Regions from separate parts of the Homo sapiens genome. Here region 1 is linked to region 2. A link is an interaction called in ENCODE POLR2A ChIA-PET data of the cell type or tissue named here. Cell type or tissue: Caco-2. All regions are shown on one strand. Each heading gives the region's core, and the rest is flanking DNA. Links, peaks and the distances in the headings are about the cores only. Region 1 overlaps LDB1 (LIM domain binding 1). Region 2 holds the start of LOC124902492 (a long non-coding RNA gene).

Region 1 (8,000 bases), core at 1-8,000, 210 kb after region 2:
TGAGCATTGTGACACTCCTGAGAGAGGATAGTCTCTTATTAAACCTGCTGTTCAGATGAAGAAACCCTAACCCTCTGTCTAAGTAGTCAGTCGGGAAATGGCAGACCTTGTTCCACCCTTCCCCCGCCTGCCTTCACTCTTGCATCCTGGGTCCTGCCCACGACTCACATGCATGGCAAGGATGCTGCGGGGGATGAGCTCTCGGTGCTGCCGGATGCTGAAGTGCCACGTCTTTATCCGCATCATGTCGTCAAACATGAACTCCAGGTACAACCGGCCCTCCACACACACCTGGGGACAGGCTTGTCAGAACCCTGCCCCCTCCCCACATACCATACCTGAAGGTATGTCTATTACAGTCTCCCATTTGCTTACAACTCTCCCATTGCATACACTTTTGTCACCTGCACATTAAATCTGGGTGCATAAATGTCACAGTACCCCCCACCCATATACCTGGCCCTTACACACACAGACACACAGTAGAAAAGCTTAACAGATCCTTGTCCTCTCCCCATGTGGCTAGTGATACACCCACCTGCTCTAAGCTATATGAGGGCAGACTCTTGTTCACTCGTGTAGCCTTGGGGCCCAGAAAACTATCCCATACAAACACAATACATGTTTGCTGACGGTTGCAACATGCCTACCCGCCCTTCTTATTTTGCCAGTTCACATTATGCCTCCCTGGGGAACAGCTGTGAGTATACACTGGGAGAGAGGATGGGAATCAAACCCAGGTGCCATGGTGTTCCACATCCAGCTGGGTTGCTGACCTGGGTGAACATGGGCTTGCCATGCTGGGTCACCATGCTGCCCTGGTCACAGTCGAGGGACACAAAGTTGCTGTGGAATGCCTCCTTGGGGTGCTTAAGAACATAGTACAGCTCCGTAGCACCCCCCTCAAAGATGCTGCGGAAGTAGCGTGGGATCAGGGTCCGGCCAATGGCTGTAGAGATGGGACAAACTCTTCAGGACAAAGGGACCGCAAAAGGGGCCAGGCAGATGCCTCCCCTACCAATCTAGATATCCCCTGGCACTCCCAGACCCACTTCTAGACCTTAGAACGACATAGGAGGTATACACCCTCATAGCAAGACCCCAGAGGCCACTTACTATATCTCTTTGGTCCATCCTCCAGGCAGAAAGTGATGGTCAACATGGCATCATCCTCAAAGAACTCAGTCGTGAATGCATCCCACCAGAGATTGTCACACTCCTAGGGAGCATGGTAACGGGTGTTCATGTGTCATAAGATATCCCATAGGGTGCCCAGATGGCCCTCCTGCTCCCAGCCCCTTTTCCCTTGGCCATACCTCTGTCCAGTTCTGAAGCCGTTTGTTAAGCTCAAATATTCTGTAGTCAGTTTGGTTGCCATATGGTGTGTGCCTCCTGGAGGAAGTGAAGGAGAGAGGTCAGTAGGAGCGGAGCCTGCCCCCTCCACCCCCTACCTCGGCCTTCACCCAGTGGAAAGCACCTTCTTCCCCACTGGACTCCACTTACCCAATCCCTGGCTCCAGGTATGTAGGCGGATACATGGGAGTTGGGCTGTGTAAAGGAAGAGGCTATGAGAATGGGGGTTGAAGATAGGAATTATTGGGGGCAGGGGGCTACTCCCTCCCCTTTCCAGGCAGGATCCCACCTGGAGAAGGGTTAGGAAGTGGCCAAGAGACTCACTTACCCCACATCCCTATCCAGCATGGTGCCGGGATGGAAGGGGGGAAAGGCGTTGCCGTTCGGGGGCTCCTTCGGCGAGTACAGCTTGAATGACTTTGAGGAACAACCTAGACGAGAAAGAAAGGAGTCATAGCTGGGCGCGGTGGCTCACATCTGTAATCTAGCACTTTGGGAGTCCAAGGCAAGAAGATTGATTGAGCACAGGAGGTCGAGGCTGCAGGGACCAGCCTAGGCAACATAGCGAGACCTCGTCTCTAAAAATAATTGAAAAGTTGGCCGGGTGTGGTGGTGCATGCCTGTGGTTCCAGCTACTTGGGAGGCTGAGGCAGGAGGATCACTTGAGCCTGGGAGGTCAACACTGAAGTGAGCGGAGATCATACCACTGCACTCCAGCCTGGACAACAGAGTGAGACCCTGTCTCAAAAAGAAAAAGGAGTCCCCTGACCCCCTCTTGGGAGCTGTCCGATAATCCTGCTAGACTGTGTGGATAGGGACGGTCTTATGGAGCTCCCTGGCCTGATTATAAGAGAGTGGTGGACTAGGGGAGGGGGCTACTCTAGGGAGCACCTGTCTCTCCTTCTAATTCTGGCTCCAATCTTATTTCATTAAGAAACAAGAGTAGTCCACCCTAATCCCAGCGCATACCCAAGATCCCATTTCTTCATTTGGCTGAGTCCTAGATGACAGAAGAGGAATTGAAGCTGGGAAGAATGATTACAGAATAAATAAATATCCAATCATTAGAATCTAATATTGATAAACCCCCTTTTAATCTACATACTTTCACTCAATCATCAAAACAACCTTATGAGGTAGCAGGGCTGACCATAACATTCCCATTTTACAGATGAGGCAACTGAGGGCTCAAAGGACCTTGCCAAGATCATAAAGCTAGTAACTGTCAAAGCTAGGACTTGAGCTTGGATCTTCTGATTCCCACATCCTATACTCTTTCTACCATCTGACCCCTCTATTGCCCTCTAGAGACCAAAGTGGGGGAGGAAAAGGGAGGATTTTCAAACTCTGCCCTTCCTCCACCCTCAGGGTCTCAGGAGGGCAAGGGATGGAAAGATAAATGGGGGTGGGTGCCTGTTGGGTGTGGCCTACCAGATAACCAGTTGGGCCTTCTGCCTCCCCACTAACGGCCACTCCCTTATCAGCCCAGCCCCCACCCCCGCCCCCAAGGGTAGACAGTATTGTCTCCAAACCAGAAACCCAAAGCCTCAACCCCTTTTCTCTTCTGAGACTTGGGAGTCGGGGAAGCAGGCAGATGAGCCTCCTTTGCATCCCACTCTACCTACAATTGAGAAGTAGGTGGTCTGGGAAGAAGCCTATGTTCCTCAGTCTAGGGGCAAGTGGTCACTAGACAGGGGTCTCACTAGTGTGTATCTGTGATGTGCACATGTCCTCTCTCTCACCTCACCTAACAGCAAACAGTTCCTGGAATACTGTTTTCTGACTGGAAAAAGTGTTAAATTCATAGTTGGGTATGAGCCAGGTACCCCTGCAACTCTGTTTCCCCTTCTCACCAGATAGGAGGGGAAACTGAGGCACAGGCCCAAAAGTTCATCTGACTCCAATCACATTTGCTTCCTTGGGTCCCTAAAACTCGACTGCATTTGGAAGGGTAGCTAGATTGGCTGTATCTAGATCTCCTCCCCAACTTAGATACAAAACCTATTTTGTTTCTTTGGGGGGAAGAGACAAAAGAAGACCCTGTGCCAACATGTGTCATTTAATTCTCTCCCCAGAGCCCTGTCCTCACAATGCAGGCAAAAGGAGGGTCCCAGACTGCACAGTCTCTGAAGATGCCAAGTCAGAGCCTGTGTGTGCCTGCACACACGTGTGCCTCATCCTGCCTAGCAGGCTTTCACCCTCAGCTCGCCCTAACATGCCTATCAAGGGCTGGAACCCAGCAGCCCCAGGCAGATTCAGATGCCCGCAACAGGCCCTCACCCCATGCACGAGCTCTCACGGGCCACATCCATATGCTCCAAGAACAGCACACACAGCCTTCACATGCCAGTCTGGACTGAGCCTGTGTCTCCAGAAAGACAGTCCCCACCCAGCCACCAAGTCTCCCCAATCCACAGACAGGCAGACTAAGGCCACACAGGAAGCCCAAACTCACACAGCCCACCAGAGGCCAGGCCTGGGCAATAAACCCAAGAGTAGATTCTCAGACCTGGCCCTCATCCCCCAACTAGGCCATCCTTTCTCCCATAGCTTAACCACCCCTGCCTCCTCAGTTTCCGGGCCACTTGAAATGTGTTAGCTCAAGAACCTGAAGAGACAGGAGGCAGGACGCCTGGGTTTCTCTCCAATTTTGTAAAAAAAAAAAAAAAAAAACTCTCAGAGCCTCCATTTCTCTCTCTAGAGAATGAACAGGCATTGTCTAGGCCTGGGTAAATAGCTCTGAGGAGCTAGAGCCCAAAGCTCTGGGCCTCTATTTACACCTCCAGTGAATGGACACAAACTCAGCATCTCTCCAGAGCCACAACTCCCAGTGGCTCCAGCACAAGGGCTTGGGAGTGAGTAGAGAAGGGGAGGGACATCACCCAGACCATCTGTCCCTGTTGCTGCCTGTCCCCAGCAGCAGGAGTAGAGGCAGCAAGGTGGGGGGACGGAGGAGATGTGTCATCCAGCCCTGGAGTCAGCCATAGCCCCCCTCCCACCTCTAGCAAATTGGAAGCCTTTAGGAAGGGGGAGAGAAGAGCCCAGAACTAGTAAAGTTTTCTCAGGGTGGAAGCTGCATCCCGGGGCTGAGGGGGGCACCTCCAGCTGGGTATTGCCATGGTAACCAGGCTGACTCGAGGGCAGGCCTCCTCCCTTTAGGGACTGGCCACAGGTCAGCAGGCCTGAGCGCCCCGGCGGCTCTGGGCTGGGGCACCTCTCCCCCAGCCCGCAGATCAGGCCCGGGCCGGGCTGAGGGCCTTCCGCCCACCCCCAACAGGCTCGCAGGGTGCCCAGACTTACCTGGGAGAACTGAGGGGGCCAGGAGAGGTACGGGGGAGCGACTGCAAGCCCAGAGGAGTCCTGGCAGGGGTGAGGGCTGACGGGGGGACAACTTCAGCAGCTCATGTCCCGAGTGGGACGGGCAGGCCCGACTGGGAGCTCCAGTCCGCCGGCCGCACAAAGACTCGCACGCACTGCCTCGGCCCGCCCCGCGGCGGCCGCTGTCCCGGGGGAAAGTTACAATGGCCACTGGGCCGGGGGCCGGGGGCCAGGGGGCCGGCCTGGGGGGCGGGGGGCCGCGGGGAGTCCGGAGCCTTCTTTGTTTGCAAGGTTTCCCTCAACAATGGCTGCTCCGCTCTTTCCTCTCTCCTCCTCCTCCTTCTCGGCTCTCCCCGCCGCCGCCTCTTGCTGCCTCTGCCTCCGAGCAGCCCGCCCGCCCTCCCCAGGCCACCGGGCCCCTCTGCTGGGGGCACCAGGAGAGGCAGGACCCGGCACTCACACTCACTCACACTCGCACACTCAAACACACACGCAGCGCCCGCCGGCTGCCTGCCTTTCTCCCTTTCTCTCCCTGCCTCCCTCCCTCCCCGCTCGCTCTCTCCGAGCCTCTCTCAGAATGAGGCCCCAGGGCGGGCGGAGGGTGGAGCTGCCCCCACCGGCCCCGCCCCCTCCCTGAGAGGAAAGAGGAAGAGCAAGGGAGGGAGGGAGGCTGGGACGGAGGGACTGCTGAGAAAAACAAAAGAGAGACAGAGACTGGGAGAGACAGGGGACGGATCAGATTGGGCCAGGAGAGACCTGGATGGAGGAGAGGCCTGTGGGGGCCAGGAACGAAATGCAGCCCGCCTCCCCCGAGCCCCAGGCACGGTGCTCAGGAGTGAGCAGGTGGGCCAAAGCCACTGGCAGAGATGGAGGAGGGCGGGCTCCTCTCTGCAGACTCCAAGATCTTCAAAGCACCTCCCAAACCTCCCCCAAATCTTTCTCGCCCCTGTGATCGCTCAGGTTGAAGGCTGGCCCGGACTGCCAGCCTGGGCTCCCCTGGTGAAATCCTGGAGCAGCTGGGGGGAGAGGCTCCAGGGGGTTATTTTTGACAGACACACATTCTGACATCAGACTGTAAACACTGATTGGAGGAAGGGGGACACTCCAGGCTTCCCTGCCCCCAACCCAGCTAAATTCCAAGCCTTGACTTAGATCCCCCTTAACAGGAAGCCCCCTTCCCCACCACCACTGAAGACAAGTGGGTGCCAGGGAAAGAGGCATTGTCAGAGCTAGGGAAAGCCAACTTGGCCATCCAAGGGTCCCCAGAAGGAGCTTAGTTTGCTGCTGAATCCTCCCCACCACCCCAGAAAAAAAAACGTGTGGTTAGTGGATAGGACCTGTTCTCCCATCCAGCAGGGCATCCCAAGGGAGCAGATATTTCTATTTTTTTTCCTAAGGTAATTTTGTTGTAGCAGGAGGGAATATTTCTAAAACTTGGGTAGTGGGCCAGACCTTACTCGTGGACAAATAGGAAAAGGAAAATACATAGTACACACACACACACACAAACACACACACACACACGGGAAGGGGGAGCACGAACCTTCTATTTCCTTCTTTGCAATTTGAGTGTCTGTTTCTCTACTTCCTGTCTCCTACCCCCAACTATATTCACACATAACTCCAAGGACAGGATTTCTTATGACATACTCACTAGTTAACTGTGCAGTAATATTGCACCTGGCTCTGTGAACATCTTCCACATAAATAACACATCTCACTTTCACATAAATCACTACCTGATACACATTTCAACCTGTGATATATCTTTTTTCCAAGACGGAGTCTCGCTCTGTTGCTTAGGCTGGAGTGCAGTGGCGCGATCTCGGCTCACTGCAACCTCCAGCTCCTGGGTTCAAGCGATTCTCCTGCCTCAGCCTCCTGAGTAGCTGAGATTACAGGTGCATGCCACCACACCCAGCTAATTTTTGTATTTTTAGTAGAGACAGGTTTCACTATGTTGGCCAGGCTGGTCTCGAACGCCTGACCTCAGGTGATCCACCCACCTTGGCCTCCCAAAGTGCTAGTATTACAGATGTGAGCCACCGCGTCTGGCCATCAACCTGTGATATATCTCAAATCCTAAATATACCCAAATCCTGGATATATACACACACACACAGTCTAAGTCATACACACTGGGACCTATGACACGCATCCTGACCTCAATACACACACCAAAACTGTGTTATAACCCCTAAACCTGTGACAGCCTATCACATACACACCCCGATCATTTATTATGCAAGGACTTAACCTATAAATCACCCTCTCTGAAGCCTGCGTACCATTCCTCATCACAGCCTGGCCATAGAATAAACCCCAGCTTTCACAAACATACTGAAATCTATAACATTCAGCCAGACCCTGCAACATACAGCCTATCACCAGGACTTAAGACACTCCCACTGACTCCCAAATTTACAGCTTAACTCTGGGGTAGTCCCACTTCTCCCCCACTGCCTTTAAACTTTCCAAAGTGCATTCACAGGCAGTACCTCAAGAGATCCTCATAGCACATAGGGCCAAATATCCTAACAGTGAGATCCTAACAGAACCCACTGAGACAGGATGACCAGGGTGGGCTGGGGGGTGGGGGGGTTGAACCCTGCACTTCTAAACCCACCAGATACAAGCCAAGCCCTGCAGCCATTCCTACTCCCTTCCCCCTCCAGGCCTCAAATCACTGTCCTCATGGGGAGGGGGAAATGTGCTCTGGCTTTTGCCTCCAGCCCAGAGCTCAGAACCCCACACCCACCCTGTCTCCTCAGACAGGAGGGACTACAAGGGCCCTCCAGTCTCGCTGTGGGGTGGAGGGGCCCCTAAATGCCAAGATGTATCGACTGGCAAACCATTCAAAACAGGCCTTCTAGTTATTCTCTAGCAAGTCTGCTCCTTTCTCTGCTCTGACCAGATTTACCCAGTTGCACAGGGGCAGAACAGGTCCAGCTAAAAAGAGCAAGTCTGAGTTAGAAGGCCTTAGAATTGGTGGTGAGGTGGAGGGAGCAGCAAATAATGACAAAGATGATGAGGGAAAGTACTCCTCCTGGAGGTGGGGACTCAAAGGACAGCAGCCAGCCCCAGCCCACAGGATGAGGTACCAGCACTGCCCCCTGCCCGGGCCCCTGGGGCTCCCTGACCCAGGCCTCCAGTGTGCCTGCCCCCCTTCCTTTGTCTGTGCCCGGCCTCCCGTTGGCCTGGCGCTCTGCCATCCTCCTCTCCTGGCTCCCAGCCGCCACCACTGCTGCCTCCTCCCCTCCCCCTACTCCTCCCTGCCTTAACCCTTCTGAGCCACATGCTGCCCCAGACAGGCCCTGGCCCCCTCAGCC
Region 2 (9,864 bases), core at 760-8,759:
ACTGTTATACTCAATACGCGCACACGCGCACACACACACACACATATATGTATGTATATGAAGATTCTTGAAGGTTTCACCCTAAAACTACTCTTATAAGACTACCAGATTTACATTAACGAGTCTGATTGTGGGTGAATTTCTCAAGCTTAGTAAAAAATTTGGATCTTAAGCTCCAACCTCATTAAGAGCTGTAGCCCTGTATTTTCAAATGCTTACTAAATATTTACACCTGGATGTCTTGCTTTTGTTTACCTGGATCTCTTCACATAGAATGTTATCACCACTAAAAAGCCTAAGTCATCTTTTTCCTTGAAGGCCCAGTTAAAATACCATTGCTTCCCCGAACAACATGGTTCATACAGAAAACAGCAAGGCTTTAGAGAAAGGAGATTTGAAAAAATCTGGATTCCTCCACTTATTAACTGTGTGACTTTGGGCAAGAGACCAACCTCTCTGAGTAGTAGTTTCTTTGGTTGAATTTCACTTCCAAAACTTTCCTCTCTGTTTTCCTGTATACCATCTAACTAGCCCTAAGGAATTTTTTTTCCCCCAAGGCAGCTTCCCTTTTCCTAGACCAGTCCAGTGATATACTACTATGCAATATACTACAGAGTATGTTCTCAGGTATCTGAGATTAAAGACAAGAAAACCATCATATTCGTAATTGCTTTTACCTGGGAAACCTTCAGGCATACAGGTAAAATACTGGCTTTTGAGAAGGGGTAAAGGTATGACTGAGTGTATGTGGCAGTAGTTAAAATGGTTCATCTGAGGTTGAGTTATTTAATTTTAAACTAACATTTCTTTCACCTTCAGAATTGCCTCACAGACTCCCATTTCATGCAGTACTAAGCTTCCTTCTTCATGGAGTCAATGAATCTTCAGCCCACCCAAATCACCAACAACAAAAAAAGCAATTTCCCTTGATGCCTGTTAACAGAAGTGCATTACAAGCCTCAAAGACTCTGCTGATTAACATTAAACAAAATAAAACCTCAAGTAAGAATACCTTCTAACCTTTTCACTTTGAAACTATCTAATCAAAACATCAGCAACTGACCTGTTAGGATTATCCTTCTAACTTACCCCCTAAGGTTTAGGTCTTAACCCTTTCAGGACAATTATTTCCCTCCATAAATTATACTACTGTCCCTGTGGCCATTCTTTTCAGGACCAAAGACACAAAAATGGAACCTTAGTTAGTATAAAAGGCATTTTGACAACCAGCAAGAAGGATAAACTACTGACCAGTGCATCTAGTTGCTTACTTTACCCAATGATCCAATGTAAATGGAGAAGAATGAACCACAAGTGTTGAAAGAACCACAAAAGTCAAATGGACCATCTACATTTCCATAAAAGGCATCATCACTTAATCCATTCCCCTTATGTCTACTTTTTATTAAATCTTTCAATAAATGAAAAGAGGCTCCAAAACTTTCCTAAACATAAAACACCTATAAGATTATCCTATCGTTGCTCAGATCCATCACTCTGTGCTTCTGACTACCTTACTCTGTTCTCTAGTGGCAGGTCCGAAGTTACTGGCAGAGTTCCTGGGGCTACAGAATGAAAACCTCTAATAATCTTTGGAATTGGTTTTCCTATTTCCCTTTTCCTGGATTTCCTATTTCCAGAAGCAAGGCTCCTCTACACGCTCAGAAATGCCAAATGAATATAAAGGAACAAAATGGCCTATAAGAAAATGTGTATTAGATGTTCTGTCCCTTTTCAGAACATAAGAAAATCCTAACACATACCTAAGAGGAATTCTGAAGCACTGGAGATAAGCTCAAAACCCCCAAAACTGATCTAATTTTGATTAATGGTGAACATTCCAATCTCTTGAATATGAATTAAGAACTTTTTAAAAACTGGCATGAGACAAAAACCTGAAATATTTTAATTACACCTCATTCCCATTAGCCCAATTAATCAATTTATTATAAGACACTTAAATTTTAAGCATGGGAGAGCAAGAAAATGAGCAATTGACTAGTCTTCTTTTCCCGTCACTTCAAAAATAAAGGCGAATTGGCTGGTCACAGTGGCTTATGCCTGTAATCCCAACACTTTGGGACGCCCAGGTGGGAGAACTGCTTGAGGCCAGGAGTTCAAGAGCAGCTTGGGCAACATAGTGAGACCCCCATATCTACAAAAAATTTTTTTTAAATTAGCCAGCATAATGTGCACACCTATAGCCCTAGCCATTCATGAGGATGAGGCATGAGAATTGCTTGAACCCAGGAGTTTGAGGTTACAGTGAGCTGTGATCATGCCACTGTACTCCAGCCTGGGCAACAGAGCAAGACCCTGTCTCTAAAAATAAAGGGAAATTATTTTAGTGGATCACATGCTAGACTGAGGAAGGAGGGAAATATTCTGTGGATCCCATGCCAGTTAGAGAAAAAGAGGCATATGAATCCTAAACTAGACTAGATGAGCCATACATAATACCTCAGTGGTGGAGGAGGAGGATCTCATGTGCACAAAGGAGGAAGAAACCTGTCAAGATTTCCCAGTGGTCCAGTGTGGGCCATATGGATTCCATACTAGATAGCAGTGGTCCTGATGTTCACATACAGGAGAGATGAGAGGGTGGGCCATATGGATCACGTACTGGTTTTCAAGTACTCCAGGAAAAGAATGAAATTAAAAGACACGGAAACAGGCTTATACTCCATCCCAGGGGGACCTTTTAGAACTCCTCAGGAAAGGCAATCAGCAAGTCTGCCAAAGTAATTAAGCAAACGAACATTTACCATAAAGCCCACATCAGTTAAGTGAACAAAGATGAATCTTATTACAGTGCACTGTCAGCTCTGAGCCTGCAGGTGCTAACCACTGAGACGTGGCGTTACTCGGCCCTAGCTGCTCACCCACCCACTGTGACAGAGAGCTTCGCCCTTCTCGTCAGCTCTGAAAAAGCAGGCTGCTTTCACCTGCTCCAGCACTGACTTATGTTGCTTTCAGACAGACCCTCACAGAGATGGCTTCCTATAAGAAGCCTGGGTGTGGATACTGTGGCAGGTGGTAGGGTTGGCTACAGAAGGGAGGCTTGAGAGGTAGAGAGGATGGGAGAAAGCAGGGGGGCTGGGTAGCAGTTATGTCAGTGAGGTAAAGAAAATGGGATAGTTTGGTAAATCAAGAAGTAAATAAAGAATAAACAAGCTGCCCAAAGTATTGAACCGTTCTGCCTAAGTGAAGTTGATAGTCTCTCTGAAAAGGGAAGAAGTTAAAACTTCATTGCAAAATAGTTTCTCCTCAAGGAAAGAAATATTACTAGGGAACATCGCTTTTCTAATGTTAATGGCAGCCTCAACATCAGCTTTATTAATGAGTTAGCACCAAAGCTAACAGGGTCAGATTTGTTGAGACCTAATCAGTATCTATTATTTAACAAAATCCACTGCTTGCTAGAATAAATGAATACTTATCAATTATCCTAAGATTTACAAATGGCACTTGAAGCACCTTTTGGCCCTATTTCTTTCTGCAAATAATTTTGAGAGTCAAAATGAAAGCCCCAAATTGACCAAATGCCAACCAACTACATCAGAGACCCAGAAAGCTTTTATTCAACAGAAACTCTCACAAGGGGAAGGCTGTTAAGAGTAGCTGTGAGACAAATTCAAAAAATCATATAACTAGTTTAAAAAGCCAAAGACCATATGTCTATTACTCAGAGGAACAGATATGAATAGACAGAAGTAGGTAAGGTCCCTGTGTCCAGAAACCGATACATCTCTAACTTATTATGGAGAAGAAATCCTAAAGACATTGCTGGGAGACAGATACAACCAACCAACTGAAGAAATGTCACTTGTGGCACTTCTGGGCTGGGCTTGTGACAGAAAATGATGTTGGAGGTCTCACAGCAGATGCACGCACAGGCACTCATACGTGCGCACTTCTCTTCAGGTCTAGAACAAGAGCAAACAAAGAGCTGTGGTAGAAAGTGATTTGCAACCTTACTTTCTACCACAGCTCTTTGTCTGCAACAGGGCCTGCAGTTTCCTTACATTCAAAGGCAGCGGGAGGTGGGAAAAGGAGGGGAAACTAGATGACTGCTACTCAGAACCAAGCAGCGCTGCCCAGGAGAGGACTTAATGGGAGGATAAATTTGGGGCCTGATTCTTTGACGGCACCTCCAGTAATAGCTAGTAAAGCAGGGGGTGAGAGCCAGCTCCAAACATTCATCATAATAGTGCAACAAGATGAAGGTCTTTAGGGGAGAGTCGATGAGATTCCAGAGTAAGAAAATGAAGCCCATGCGGAGGGTGAGGCGGTTGGCTCTGGCAGATTGTCTCCACAGGAGGCTGGTATAATTGTTTTATGCTCACAAAGAGGTTATTAGCTGCCATCTCTTCAATATACCAGAAAGAGCAGTAAGTTTTCTTCCTCCTGAAAGGTGACGCTACCAAAAGGAGAAATTTAGTTTTAAAGTAATTAAAGAACTTTGTTTATGCTATAAGCACTGTTTTAGAAACAGAACTTCTATATTTTCTCCTCTCTTACTCTGCAAATTGACTGCTTTCTCATATAGTCAAGGAATCTCTGTCCCTAGAAGGAAGTTCTACAGTATCTGAAGCTAAAGGTTTGCCAGCACTGCCAGTGACTCTTGATAATTCAGTTTGTTTGACAAACATATGAATACCTATCATGTGCAGGCACTACGCTAGGCAATGAAGGTTGTGAATAAAATAAATCCCAGAGATCAAGGAGTTCATAAATGGAAAAGACACACACGACAGACAGATAATTTCATTATGATGTGGTAAAGGCTAAGGCAGACAAAGAGTAGACAAAAGGTATCATGGAAGCACAGAGGAGGGGTGCTTAGCCCAACCTGCAGGCTTAGAAAGGACATTCTGAAGGACAGGGTGCTTGAGCAGAGTCTCAAAATATGAATTAGTTTATAATTAGGCAAGGAAAGGTGAGAATGTGTGGGCACATTTTCTTACAGGGAAGGAGACTGATACCGAACTTTTACTAAATCAAACAAAAGAAACCTTACTAGTTAAAAATTAGGTTCATGCCTTCAACAAATAGTCAAATTTTTCCAGTAAACTAAAGATAAAAGTTATAGCTTCCTTTCCCAGTGTCTCATTTTAAATATTTTCCATCTAAGGGGAAGCAGGACAACTTTTGTGAAAGCCACAAGACCTCTGCCTGTTGGGGTCCTGTTTACACCTGTTTGCTCAGTACTGACTCAAAGATGCTCATGGAGACAGGCCAGGGCAGGTTCTCTACCTCTTCTCCCCTAAACTAACTGTAAACACAAAGCAGTTTTCTAAGTTGGAGGCAGGTCTTTCAGGCTCCCATGGGAGTAGATGGATCTCAGCTGTGCCGTGCCCGCCCTCTGCGGCTGTCAGTCTCCAGCTGGTGATGCAGCTGTTCCACTTAAAGCCACACTGAAGCCTCCAGTCTCTGATCTCCACCAAACCACACTGACGACACTAAATGGCTTGGCTTTGCAGCTGCCTGTTATAAGAGTGTCCTTGGTTCTCTTTTGGCTTATAAGATTAATAATATACATTTGGGAAGGTCCTCAGTGAGAAACACAGAAGAGAACCTTTAATGCCACGAAGAGCCTGAGCAAACACCTTACCGCCAAGAGCAGTAAGGCGTCCAAACACCTACACCAGTGGCATGTGAAACAGCCCCAGAACACACACACATTCCCTCAGCAGGGCCTCTAGCTTACATAAATGACAGCAACACAGCACTCAGCCAGTGAGGAGTTTTTTTTAAGGCAGCCTTAAAATCCCTTATAATTCAGTGAATCTGCAAAGATAAAAATAGCACTAATTACTTTGACTTGTTACTTAAAAAAAGAAAGAAAAACAATGCATAATGCTATCAATAATTTACTTCAAAGTGGCTTTAGTTGTCTCAAAGCCCCATTTTGGATAATTAAAGCCTTTCGGCCGTCTTCCTGTTACTCTGGAGGGAATTGGAAGTCAGTAAATTCTACAGTGTTGGGATTAAAAAAAAAAAACTCAGTTGGCTGGGCATGGTGGCTCATGCCTGTAATCCCAGCACTTTGGGAGGCCGAGGCAGGCAGATTACGAGGTCGGGAGATTGAGACCAGCCTGGCCAACATGGTAAAACCCTGTCTCTACTAAAAATACAAAAATTAGCTGGGTGTGGTGGTGTGCACCTGTAGTCCCAGCTACTCAGGAGGCTGAGGCAGGAGAATCACTTGAACTCGGGAGGCAGAGGTTGCAGTGAGCCAAGATCACGCCACTGCACTCCAGCCTGGGGACAGAGAGAGACTCCATCTCAAAAAAAAAAAAAAAAGAAAGAAAGAAAAAACAACTCAGTTCATCACTGAGAAAGGGACTCTAACAATTTCAAAGCATACTTCCTGGCTATACTGGATTAATCCAGGAGCTATTAAGACTATATTTCCTATTGTCTGTTAAGATCTGAAGCAGACTTTTATAACGGGGCTCCACAGACACATTTGGGAAACACAATCAGAAGCAAAGTCCTATAGGACTTCTTAGGCATCTCAATATCCATTTCTGTAGCTTAAGACCTCAGGTCAGGTGATGATTCTGGAAGACAATGATGGCAATGTAAAGGCCTTGGAAGATTAAATCATTCATTCTGCTATCCACCCATTCACTCAACACTTATCGTAACATATTGGATTGTGCTGGGGCAGGAATTACGGAAGTAAAAAAGTCATGGTCTCTGTCCATTTAGTGATGGACAGACATGTAAACAACCATACCACAATGTGATAAATGCTACAAGAGAGAAATGTACAAAACCCTTTGGCAATGCAGGTGTGAATCATTCTCTCTCAAAGAATCCAGGAAGCTTTCAAGGAAGGTTACATCTGGGCTAGATTTTGAAGCATAAACAGAATTTTGGTAGGTGAAAAGTGAAGAGGGAAGACATTCTAGGTAAAAGCATGTGCAGAGGTATGAAATTTGAGACTCTATGGCCAAGTCTAATTGGGACAGATCTTAGGATAGATGGGAGAGTGACAACAAATAAGGCTAGAAAGGTAGGTTGGGATCAAATGTCATGCAAAAAGGTCTGGACATTATCCTATCCCTATCAATGATGAAGAATCAAGCAAGACTTAAAATCTGGTGGTTTCCTAATGAAATATTTCAGATGTACAAAAAGGTGCAAAAAAGAATACGCTGAATGCTTATATACCTACCATCTAATTGTAGAAAGAATTATAACTACCTTTCAAACCCTCCATGAACCCCTTTTTGATTGTCTGTCCGTCTTTTCCCGGAGTATCATTCTTATACAGAGTGTTTATCCTTTTACTAAATACAAACGTGTCTCTAAATAACATATCACTTTGTGTTCTTAAATGTTACGTACATGTTACATTCTGCACCTTACTTTTTAATGAATATTATATTTGTGAGACTTATTCTGATTTGTTTAGCTCTAGTCCATCTTCAGTGTTGTATCACATTTCATTGTATAAATATACCACAATCCATTTTCCTGTTCATAGAAATGTAACTGGTTTCCTTTTGTTTTTTCTTTTGGTATTTATTTTGGATTAATACTGCAATCAACGTTGTTGTTTATACATCCTTGTTTGAGAAAGTTTCTCAAGGAAATGTACCTAGGGGTGAAGTTACTGGGTCATAAGGTTTGGGCAACTTTGACTTTATTAGCTGTTGCCAAACTGCCCTCAAAGTGATGCTGCTAACATATACTCCCACCAGCAGTGTAAAGACCTATGCTTCTGAAATCCAACTTGTGACTGAACAAATTGAATAGTGGCTGCTATAAGAAAAAGTCTGAAGGCAAAAAGAACAGTTAGGAGGCTCTTATAACATGAGAGATTATGAGACCTTGAAATAAAATAGTGGTTGTAGCATTGGGGAAGAAGAATTTACTTGAGAGATATTTAGAAGGCAGGGTTGAAAGAACCTACTGACTGGGTAGCAGACAGAGAATTTAAAGTAACTGAGATTTCTACTTTAGGCAACTAAACAGATGATGACACCATTAATTGGGAAGGTAAACATAGGAGAGAAAAGTTCTTAAATTGTAGGGGTAGGGCAATAAGGCATTTTCTTTGGAATGTCAAGTCTGAAGTACTTGTGGGACCTCTGGGTAGGGAATGACGTTCAAGAGGCAAGACCATGCTGGTAGTAAAAACTGTGAAGCCTGTTCACCTAGGCAGCTGTGAAGAATCAGATATGTAGCTTCAAAACAGTTAAGGGCAAAATAAACAGCACTTCCTACCAGTTAACACCAGTTTCTCTATTCTAGGAAAAAAACAGTCACTTACATGCCCCATGATACAAGGTACCCTCCCCTTGAACTAATTCTATATCTGACTTTCCACCTGTCTAGACTAAAGCCTTCAGTTTAAGATGGAACAAGCAGGGATGAAAGAAGACAGTTTCGTAACACTAGTCTTCAGAGAGCTACCAAACTGGTGCTTTAAATGTCTACCAACGGGGAGACGACCTGACATCCTGTTTGACAAAGGTAACAAGCTTTGGTTCCTTTAAGTTCCTATTTAGATACATTTATAGATATAATTTGCTTATATTTTGAACTCCTTGCTCTTCTAGATCTATGGAAAGGTATTTTTTAAGCAAAAGAAAAGTATTTACTGAGAAGTTATAGTGAATATATAATATATCTTCATTTTCTTCCTAATTTCAACAAAGTGTGAATAGAAGCTCAGGAACTGGGATAACTGTTTTTGTCTTTGTTTTTGTTTTTTTTTTTTTTTGAGACAGGGTCTCACTCTGTCGCCCAGGCTGGAGTGCAGTGGTGCAATCTCAGCTCACTGCAACCTCCGCCGCCTGGGTTCAAGTGATTCTCATGCCTCAGCCTCTGAGTAGCTGGGATTACAGGCATGCGCCACCACACCCAGCTCATTTTTTTGTATTTTTAGTAGAGACAGGATTACTCCATTTCAGCCAGGCTGGTCTCGAACTCCTGACCTCAAATGATCCACCCGCCTCAGCCTCCCAAAGTGCCGGGATTACAGGCGTGAGCCACCGTGCTGGGCCGGGATAATAGTTTTGATTCCACAGTTTCATCCTAGTGGTACACAGAAATAGCTGGGAATCTATTATACTACCAGAGTCAGGCCTGTTTTTCAGCAGTAACCGATCTTGGAAAATGCAAGGTTAAAACCCAAGGTAGTATCCTAATAAAACAATGTGTTGATTTCTCTATTTTTAGAAATCAAGTATAGGAAAATAGTGGCTATAGAAACCAGGCTAAACCCAGCTCCCATGCCGCACTTCAAGCCCTGCAGTAACAAGTCAACCATCCTCATCCCTTGCCTTACAGTGTAAGGAATTTTTAGCCAACCCATCATATCTGATCTTCCTCTAGACCCGTCCTGTAGCCACCAGCCACATGTAGCTCCTAAGCATCTGAAACATGGCCAGTGCAACTAAAGAACTGAATTTTAAATTTTATTAATTTAAATGAAAAAAACTAAAGTAGTTTAAATTTTGTTCCACTAAATACAATTGTATTGTTTTGGTAGGGCTACATTTCACTTTAACTGCTGCATTGTATAAGATATTACTGCTGTATTACAGTACATGTGTTGGGCAGGTGTGTTGTTTCTAGTAATGCATGTAAATACATCATCAATCTAGTTGATGTCAATGGATTCAGTTAAAATGACTTACTTTTTACATATTAATTTAACAATGTAATATATTTACTTAATATTTTATGTGATAACGTGAGTTACAGCATGGTTTCTCAACATGAGCACTACTAACATTTGGGGCTACTTTGTTGCTGTGGCTGTCCTGGGCACTGTAGAATGTTTAGCAGCATAGCTGGCCTCTACCTACTACATGCCAGTAATACATCCTCCTTTCTCCAAGT

Evidence for each region. ChIA-PET counts read pairs that join two places held together with the same protein. Peaks named below come from ENCODE experiments on the same cell type or tissue, not always from the same donor. Only the 100,000 strongest peaks of a DNase experiment are listed, where the experiment ranks them.
Region 1: POLR2A ChIA-PET joins it to region 2 with 12 read pairs; 5 of 35 experiments call an interaction of 5 or more read pairs at or near these places.

Annotation. Positions count from the first base shown.
Region 1 is chr10:102,109,753-102,117,752 of GRCh38, forward strand. It overlaps LDB1 (LIM domain binding 1), which reads right to left. Exons shown (of 11, transcript NM_001113407.3): 2 at 1,682-1,784; 3 at 1,504-1,548; 4 at 1,317-1,392; 5 at 1,117-1,219; 6 at 777-949; 7 at 169-291. Among named protein-coding and RNA genes, the nearest start is that of LDB1, 6.6 kb to the right of the region's middle. RefSeq lists enhancers at 507-1,706, 7,392-8,000 and silencers at 4,602-4,691, 4,742-4,891, 4,912-5,061, 5,172-5,381, 7,683-7,922. In Caco-2, for the core only: no CTCF peak of the experiment used is centred there; DNase peaks (open chromatin) are centred at 4,485 and 5,249; H3K4me3 peaks cover 2,089 bases.
Region 2 is chr10:101,898,661-101,908,524 of GRCh38, forward strand. The region is part of intron 23 of ARMH3 (armadillo like helical domain containing 3); the gene reads right to left. LOC124902492 (a long non-coding RNA gene) reads left to right here and starts at 5,986. Exons shown (of 2, transcript XR_007062269.1): 1 at 5,986-8,490. RefSeq lists enhancers at 3,647-3,806, 3,806-4,469. In Caco-2, for the core only: no CTCF peak of the experiment used is centred there; no DNase peak of the experiment used is centred there.